Linked DNA regions of Homo sapiens: regions 1 and 2 are each linked to region 3. A link is a contact called in ENCODE Hi-C or POLR2A ChIA-PET data. All regions are on one chromosome and are shown on one strand. Each heading gives the region's core, a stretch centred on a gene start or an enhancer-like site at or near the end of the contact. The rest is flanking DNA. Distances are from core to core; before and after follow the strand shown.

Evidence for each region. A loop is a pair of places that touch in the nucleus more often than their neighbours do. ChIA-PET counts read pairs that join two places held with the same protein, here RNA polymerase II (POLR2A). Pooled maps may share reads with other maps.
Region 1: a loop to region 3 is called in a pooled map, with 5 times the contacts of the local background. The contact joins the promoter of HCRT here to the promoter of JUP in region 3. A Hi-C loop is called at or near these places in 2 of 50 pooled maps. POLR2A ChIA-PET finds 5 or more read pairs at or near these places in 3 of 52 experiments (A549, HEK293 and WTC11).
Region 2: a pooled map shows a loop between it and region 3 (2.7-fold over the local background). The contact joins the promoter of C17orf113 here to the promoter of JUP in region 3. A Hi-C loop is called at or near these places in 1 of 50 pooled maps. POLR2A ChIA-PET finds 5 or more read pairs at or near these places in 2 of 52 experiments (BJ and HEK293).

Annotation. Positions count from the first base shown.
Region 1 is chr17:42,184,168-42,187,173 of GRCh38, forward strand. It overlaps HCRT (hypocretin neuropeptide precursor), which reads right to left and starts at 1,285. Exons shown (of 2, transcript NM_001524.1): 1 at 1,178-1,285; 2 at 1-361. The coding sequence starts at 1,198. RefSeq lists a silencer at 1-208 and an enhancer at 60-861.
Region 2 is chr17:42,048,957-42,051,974 of GRCh38, forward strand. C17orf113 (chromosome 17 open reading frame 113) reads right to left here and starts at 1,645. Exons shown (of 3, transcript NM_001358661.2): 1 at 1,601-1,645. The region is part of intron 2 of ZNF385C (zinc finger protein 385C); the gene reads right to left. RefSeq lists silencers at 1,454-1,653, 1,734-1,803 and an enhancer at 2,423-2,924.
Region 3 is chr17:41,785,383-41,788,233 of GRCh38, forward strand. JUP (junction plakoglobin) reads right to left here and starts at 1,329. Exons shown (of 14, transcript NM_002230.4): 1 at 1,206-1,329. RefSeq lists silencers at 621-833, 998-1,297.

The DNA of each region.
Region 1 (3,006 bases), core at 35-2,534, 400 kb after region 3:
GTCCTCCGGGCGCGACGGAGGCGGCGGCCGGGGCGGAACAGCGGCGCCCGAGGCAGGGGCGCGGCGCTGGCTCTGCGCCTGCGCGGCGGCCCATGGTCAGGATGCCCGCGGCGTGGTTGCCGCTGGCCTGCAGGAGGCGCTGCAGCCGACCCTGGAGGCCCGGGGGCCCGGACCTCCGCTTGCCCAGCGTGAGGATGCCGGCCGCGTGATTGCCCGCGCCGTGCAGCAGCTCGTAGAGGCGGCAAGAGCAAGTCTTTTGACGACAGCAGTCGGGCAGGGGCTGTGCAGCCGCCCCGGACGACAACAGCGCGGGCGGCAGCAGCAGCAGCAGCAGCAGTAGCGTCACGGCGGCCCAGGAGACCTAGGGAGACGGAGACAGGGCGCTGGGGGGGTCTTCCCACGGCGCCCGCCACCAGCTCCCACGCCCAGGACCTGCCCCTCTGGCTCCGCGCCCCCTCCAAGCCTGCACTCCTTTCTGGCTGTCACTTAGTTCTCCTTGCTTTGCGCCCTTGCTGGTATCGGCCTACTTTCCCTGCTCCTCCTTCAAGACCCAGCAGAGCATCTCCCCCAGGAAGCCTTTTGAGACCCCCTGGGCAGAGTGAATCCCCCTTTTCTCTGGAGACTTAGGCCACTGTGCCACCACTAGGGCACTTGCCACTCCACCTGAAAACAGGAGTGTCTGTCTGCAGCAGAAGTTGTAAACTTGGGAAAAACCCGGGCCCTACTGAGTCCCCCCAACTTCCTCTCCACAGCAGGGAAACACATGGAAATCAGGAACTAGCAAGACTCCAGAATGCTCTCTCATCTGCCTGCCCCCTTGCAGGAGTGACTGAACTCCGTTGCTTTGAACCAGTTTCCTGCCCTTTCAGAGGGCACAGCTCCCTTACCTGTAAACTGGGTATACTAGAAATAATTTCTACTCTGCAAGGCTGTTGGGAGGATGACAAGAGATGACAGGTGCAAACGGAGCACCTGACACATAGAGCTCAGCAAACACAGGCTCTTAGCAAAACAGCACCCAACCCAATGTGAGCCAAGGCAGGTGCTCCTGCCTCAGAGCACACCCAGGAAAAGACCAAGAGTGGAGACACCTTTGGCCTTTCTTCCAGCCCTCTGAGCAAGCACTCTTTTTGCTTCTCTGGGATGGTGAGTCACCCCTCCATCCCTGGATCTTTACCTTTGTGGAAGGAAGGTTCATGGTGTCTGGCGCTCAGGGTGGGGTAGCCGGGAAAGGAGATGTCTGTGGTGGTTCAAAAAGCCAGGAACCTTGAGGCTGTCAATTGTGACCCACTCCCAGGGGTCTGGGGTTTATAGTGCTCTGAGGTGGCGGGGAATTGACAGGCACTTGCGTCCACACCCAGGCCAGACAAAGGCAAGTCTAAGATTAGCCTGCTGCAGGGGGGCCGTCTCCAGGCTGGGCCCAAGGAATGGCCGCTGCGGCGTTCAGAGGCCAGGGTTGGATCACTGTGCCCCTGATCACCCCCTTGTCTGTCTATCTGCTCCCTGGAGATGGGGCGGTCTCCGGGCACTAATGAGGCCACCTTGCACCCAGGAATCTGGGAGCACAAAAGAGGCGCTGGCCTGGGACAATATGGAGGGAGGCAGCTGCTAATTAGGGGCGGGAGAGAGGCAGACGCGAGACCCCACATTATGTGTGTGGGGGGTGGAGCAGCCAGCAGCAGTCCTCTCCCTCCCCTGCTTCTTGTCGCTGCTCCTGGGGACTGTCAGGCTCCAGGACCTTCTTCCTTCATGGAAAGGCTCCTTAGCTGCCCCCTCCCCCTAGCTTTTTTTCTCCCTTCTGCCCTTTCCACTAGCCTCTGAGATGGAAAACCTTGAAAACTCAGCCTAGACAGTGGGAGGTAAGAAGCCAAAACCAAGCCCAATTTCTCTTTCTTTCTTTTCTGTGTGTGTGTGTGTGACTAAATTTTGGTCTTGTTGCTCAGGCTGGAGTGCAGTGGTATGGTCATCTTGGCTCACTGCAACCTCCGCCTTGGGTTCAAGCGATTCTCCTGCCTCAACCTCCTGAATAGCTCCTGAATAGAATTACAGGCACACGCCACCACAACCAGCTAATTTTTGTATTTTTAATAGAGACAGGGTTTCACCATGTTAGCCAGGGTGGTCTCAAACTCCTGACCTCAAGTGATCCACCCACCTCAGTCTCCAAAAGTGTTGGGATTACAGGCGTGGGCCACTGCACCAGGCCCCCCCGCTTTTTTTTTCTTCCTTCCTTCTTTCCTTCTTCCTTCCTTCCTGCATTTCTTTCTTTCTTTCTCTCTCTCACTCTCTCCCTCTTTCTTTCTTTCTTCTTCTTCTTCTTTTTTTTTTTTTTGAGACGGAGTTTCACTCTTGTTGCCCAGGCTGGAGTGCAATGGCGCAATCTCAGCTCACTGCAACCTCCACCTCCAGGGTTCAAGCAATTCTCCTGCCTCTGCCTTCTGAGTAGCTGGGATTACAGGCATGCGCCACCATGCCTGGCTAATTTTGTATTTTTAGTAGAGACAGGGTTTCTCCATGTTGGTCAGGCTGGTCTGGAACTCCTGACCTCAGGTGATCCGCCTGCCTCAGCCACCCAAAGTGCTGGGATTACAGGCATGAGCCACCATGCCTGGCCTTCTCTCTTTCTTCATTTTCTTTTCTTTTTCTTTTCTTTCTTTTTTTTTTTTTTTTTTGAGACAGTCTCACTCTGTCGCCCAGGCTGGAGTGCAGTGGCGCGATCTCGGCTCACTGCAAGCTCCGCCTCCCGGGTTCACGCCATTCTCCTGCCTCAGCCTCCTGGCAGCTGGGACTACAGGTGCCCGCCACCACGCCCAGCTAATTTTTTGTATTTTTAGTAGAGACGGGGTTTCACTGTGTTAGCCAGGATGTTCTCGATCTCCTGACCTCGTGATCTGCCCGCCTCGGCCTCCCAAAGTGCTGGGATTACAGGCGTGAGCTACCACGCCCAGCCCTCTTTATTTTCTTTCTTGAGAAGGTTTCACTCTGTCACCCAGGCTGGAGTGCAGT
Region 2 (3,018 bases), core at 395-2,894, 260 kb after region 3:
AAAAATACTGCTTTAGACCCCTCCACAACCACCCACTCCTCTAAGGCCAGTGCCAGAATTCCTTTGAGGTCTGCCAAATGCCCAGGGCTACTGACCTCTCTGGTGGCCACTTGTGTCTCCCTTCCTTCCTAGTAACACCACCCTTCTCTCTGGGTTCCTCCAGAGTGCCAGGTTCCCATCCCCCGGGTCCTTTGCCCGTGCTGTCCCTTCTTCCAGAATATTCCCAGCTGCCCTCCCAATGCTTTACCTGGCCTGTTTCATTTCCCCTTTGGCCTTAGCTTAACCATCCATTCCCAGGAAGTCCCTTCTTTTCTGTCATTGCTCCCTGTTTGTTCTCTCCATTCCATGCTCCACAGATTACAAATCTCTGCTTCTATCTGTGTAGTTCTCTTGCTTCATCCTCTCTCCACCCCCCTTCTCATGCACGTTCCCTGAGGGCAGGAAAGGTAACTAACTTCTTCATGTCTGAATCCCAGAGATGGGTACAGTGCCTGACACCCAGCAAGTGCACCACACAGTTGGGCAGTGAATAAGAAAGAGCAGGTTCCCAGGCAGAGAGGGCAGTGGAGCCAGCCCTTGGGCACCTTTTAGGTGATTAAAACAGCTGCCTTTGACATCCTTTCCTCCCAAGATCCTGTGATTCTATGACCTTGCCCAGCCCACTATGCACAGGATCTCAGAATGGGGGCAGAGGGGTGCAAAAGCAAGGTGATGCCCTTCTGGAATTTTGTCAGATCCTTTCCATGTACATCGAAGCTGCCTATCCTGCCCATTCTGCAGAACAAAAGGCAGGTAGGTAGAGCCCAGGAAGGTGGAGATTCTAAAACGGCTCTGTCCAACACAGCAGCCACTGGCCACTGCAGCTATTGTAAATGCAGCTGTTTAAATTACTTAGAATTAAATAAAACATTAGCATTCAGCTCACACTAGGCACTTTTCAAGTGCTTAGTAGCCAATGTGGCTAGTGGCTATTGCATTGGACAGCACATTTACATCATCCCAGAAAGTTCTATTGGACAGAGCTGCTATAAACAGGTCAAATTCCATTGACATTCTCCCCACCTCAACCTCAAGGAAACAGGCTGAGTGGAGTGAGGTGTAAACAAAACTCCATGGGTCCAGTTGTGACCAAGGCTGACCAGGAGGGCACACTTGCTGCAGACACAGGTCTCCTCTCATTTCTCTCCACACCCTGACCAGCCGGATGGGAGCAGGAACAACTTGACAAGGACCCCAAGGCATGTAAGCCTCAAACAGTATTCATGTGGCCCCAGAATGTGGGTCCCGAGCCTCCTCCCCGGGCTCCTGGGGGCCCCTTGCTTTGGGACCCCACTAAGAGAAGTCCAGCACTCAGCAGACAGGGCCGGGCGCCCCCTGCTCTGACAGCCCTGGTGAGAAGGGGCTCCCCTGCACCTCTTCTCACGCATCCTCCCGGGGGCTGGGACGGGGAGGGCTGAGGAACTTCCTCTGGGGGGCGCGCGGTGACAGAGCCCTCGGTGGGTCCCGCAGAGGCACTGAGCCTCCGCCCGCCCGTCCCGCCCGCTCCGGGAGGGGGCGTCCAGCCCGGCCTGGCGCCCCCGCCCCGTCCGCTCGCACTCACGGAGACACAGGAGCCACCATCTTGGGCGGTGGACGCTCTGGCCGCGGTCTCCTTGGGCTCCACGGAGCGACAGCAGCCACTAGCGGCAACGGGGGCGAAGAGGCGCCAGCAGCCAGCGCCGGCCAGGGTCCCGGGCAGGGCGGGCGGCGCCCCCGGGGCTCACCTGGCCGCGCCCACCTGCGGCGCCTCCCGCCCAGCGCGCTCAGCCCGGCCCCGGCCCCACCCCCCAGCCCCTGCCGCCCCACGCGCGGCAGCAGGAGCCAGAGGCTAGACCGCAGGCAGCGCGGTGCCGGGGTTCATTCGGTCCGCGCATGTATCCGGGGTTCCTCGAGGGGCTCACAGCCTAAGCCACAGACAGGTAGAGCGCGGTAGAGGCTGCAAAGTGTTCTGAGAGTTTGGAAGCAAGTGCTTTGGGATCACGAAGGAGCGGGCGACCAGCTGAAGGTCTGCAGGGCGGGTCAATTAGGGTTCGCAGCATTCTGGGTAAGTGAACTTTTACTAGGGGAAGGGCACTCCAGGCCGTGGGATGGCAGAGCAAGGATTCCTCTGGAAGTTGACAGGTCGCTGCAGGTTCATGAAGAATTGGGGTGGGTGGGGGCAGTGCCTGATGCTGGATGGCTCTAGGGGAATGCTGGGGATTTTGACCTTCCCACCTGGTGGGAAGCCTCCTCCGGAGGAGTTGGAACTGGGAAGCTTATTGTTTTAGCCTAGTGAGTTATTTGCAGTGGGGTTGACAGAGTGGGGAAGAGGGAGGGAGGTTGGCGTGACCTTTTTCTAAAACTCTGATACACAGCCGACCCTCATCCCGGTCTGCGTTACTCTGAGAGGTGAATTGAGGAGCTTCCCTGCAAGAGGAATGTGCAGACGTGGAGGTGTGGAGTCCAGAGGCCTGGGATGGAGCTCCAGTTATATTTAACTCTGAGGCCTTGGACTGGACACTTAGCTATGAGCCTGTTTCCTCATCTGTAAAGTGGGAATTACAACTTGGGGAGGAGGCTAGGGCAGGACAGAAATGGGTCTGAAGACCAAATGAGGTGCTAGGTGTGGAGGCCATTCAGAGAGGGGGCTGGCCTGCTGCTGTGGATCAAGGGCATGTCCAGACAATGACCCAGTCTCCCCTTCCAGACAGCACAAAGTCACCCAGAAATGCCTTCCAGTCCCCTCACAATTGGGTACGCTGCTCTTCTGCAAAAGGCCTAGGGTGCATGTTGATTTGAGGTCCCAGCCCCACCAGTGGCTGCTGGGAACTCCTCTGCCCCAGCATCCTCCATGCAGCACTGCTCTGTGCCACCCACCGTCTGCCTCTGACATTCACTGTGAACCCCAGCCCCAGAGCTGCTGGGATGGAGCGCGAATCACATGCACACACACGTGTGGCCGCCTGACTCCTGGCTACACTCAAATGAAGGGAGATGTTG
Region 3 (2,851 bases), core at 79-2,578:
GAGGGGGTGTGGTGGTCCCAGGAGGCAGGAAGAGAAGGAAGAAGCTGCTTCCCCTCTCAGCACTTTCCACCCCCCACCCCGGCCCCTACCTCAGGCCCCTGGGGCCCAGCGAACAGGATGAATGTGGGGGCAGGGAAGACAGGGTCGGAGCCCAGGCACCGGCCCAGGTTCAGCCAGGGGCCGGCTGGGGGAAGGGGTTTTGCACCAGGAAGGACCCCCTAAGCCTAAAGGAAGTTTTGGGCAAGGAGACGGGAAAACCCCCAGATAAAGCTGCTGTGAATACTTCCTCCTGCAAAGTTTGTTTTGGGTGATTTTTTCCAACAATAAGAGGTTAGAGAAGACGGGTCCTGTTCCCCTACCAACACTCTGGCAGCCACAGCTACTGGAAACTGGGCCAGGTGACCCTGAATTCTTCATCCGTGCACAGACCCCACCCCCCAGACCCCAGGGCGAGCCACGGGTGCCAGACACCAGCTGGACACTGAGCCGAGCCCTGCACCCCCCAGTCACTCCATCCCACCTCCGCTGAAGAAGCCAGAGCCGGGCTCCCACCGGCGTGGAGGGAGGCGCCGCAGGTAGTATCGACGAGGCTCTGGGAGCTGGAGGGCAGGGCCTCTGGACTCCGTGCGCTCACCTGCTCGGCAGGTGGGGCCAGAGTCGCTGGGAAAATGTGCGCTCGGCCCCCACAGTTGGGCAAGCTGGGCGCAAACAATAGGGCCCCACCCAGGCCTGGGGGAGTAGGGAGGGAGGGAAAGCGAGGATGACGCGTGGGGTGGGGTGAGGGTGGCCCCAAAGAGACCAGCGGCAGCAAGTTCCCCAAACGGTAAATTCCTGACTGCAGCGTGAGCCCTGGGACGCAGTCGAAGCAGAGCAAAGTCTCCCCCGCCAGCCCAGGGCGAGAGTCAGGGACGCGGCGTCGGGCGAGCTGCGCGGGCCCCGGGGGAGGCGCGACCCCGGAGGCACCTGTCCGGATCCCTCCCCGCCTTGCTCAGATCTCTGGTTCGCGGAGCTCCGAGGCGCGCTCGGCCCGAACCGCGCGACCCCCAAGTCGCCGCGCCCAGGACCCCAGCGCGCCCCCTGCCGCCGGTGCAGGGTGGCGCTCGATGGCACCGGCCCTCACCTGCCCAGGGACGGCTGGGACCGGCCCCGCGGCCGCTCGCCACCCCTCTGTCCCCAACGATACCTGCGCCCCCGATAGCCCGCACCTGAGTATGGGGCCTGACCGGGCCGGGTCGGGGTCGGGCCGGGGTGGGAGCCGGCGCGGACAGCGAACTGAGCTCGGCGTGGTCGGGCGGCGGCTGCTCCGGACTCTGGCCAAGGCAGCAACTCAGTAACCGAACAAAAGGCGAAGAGACCTGACAGCCAAGCCACGCCCCTCGCCACCTCGAAGCTCCGCCCCTGGGGGAGACGCCCACCCTCTGGTGCGAGCTCACTGGCTATCTCGCCTGACTGTCCCGTGGAGGGGCGGAGCCTCGCCTCCAGTCCTCTTCCACGGCCGCCTCTGTTTATCCGCTTGCCATTGGCCCCGGGGACTGCCAGTCGGCTCTAGGGATGGACTCTAACTTGAGGTCTCATCCTAACATTGCATCTATTGGCAGATAGAAAGTTACTTCCTCCTGATTGGACAAGGCTCTGTCAGTAAGACTAAGGAAAAAACCAATGGAAGGGATGGGGTGTGTCTTGCCCCACCCTTGCTCTGAGCAGGTGAGACTCATTACTCTCCCCTTCCCCCTACCTGTCCAACAGGTAAGTCATAGGGATACCAAGGGAAGGGACAGACGCCTTCACCGGCCAGCCAACTCAGCGTCAGGCATGATGCTTCTTTGGGCTTATTCATCCTTGCCCCAAAGTAGTAATCACATATTTGTATAGCATTTCATAGGCTTTGTGCTGGGGTGGGATTTTTTTCCCGAAAGATGGAGTACTCCTGGGATTTAGAATTAGAAGGCCAGGTTTGGTCTTCTCCCACTTGGTATGATTTTAGGCAAGTTACTTCACCCTGTTTCTCCTCTTCTGTAAACTGGATACATTAGCCATATCTACCTCACTGGAGTATGTGGGGATTAAATGAGGTCAGGTTTGTGAAAGCACTCAGAAACTGCTAAAGGTTAGAAATTTAAATTAACGGTATGTTTTTTTTTAATTATTGTGACAGCTCTGAAAAATAGTTAGGATGAGAAAACGACCCTCATTGTAAAGATGAAGAAACCGAAGTTCAGAGAAGTCACAAAACTACAAAGTGGCACACCCCAAGCTAGAACCTCCTTCCTCTCATTTGAAGGACCATCAAACCAGCTGTTCCCCTCATGGAAGAGGAGCATAGACATAAAATGTCAAGGCAATGGGGAAGGGGCAGAGAAAAGGCACAAACACTTGGAGGAGAGACAGAACAATTAATTGGCACAAAAATACAGTATTGGTGTCAGGAGGCTTTGGTGGGCTTGGAAACATCAAGCAGCAGATCTGAAGGAAATCCAGCCCTGGCATGAAAGAAACGGGGCAGGCCAGGCGCAGTGGCTCACTCCTGTAATCTCAGCATTTTGGGAGGCAAAGGCGGGTGGATCACCTGAGGTCGGGAGTTCAACACCAGCCTGGCCAATATGGTGAAGCCCCATCTCTACAAAAAATACAAAAAGTTAGCCGAGCGTGGTGGCGGGCAACTATAATCCCAGCTGCCTGGGAGACTGAGGCAGGAGAATTGCTTGAACCTGGGAGGCGGAGGTTGCAGTGAGCCGAGACCATGTCACTGCACTCCAGCCTGGGCATGACAGAGCGAGACTCCATCTCAAACAAAAAAAAAAAAAAGAAAAGAAAAAAATAAACCGGGCAGCACACCCCTCTGCGATAGGAG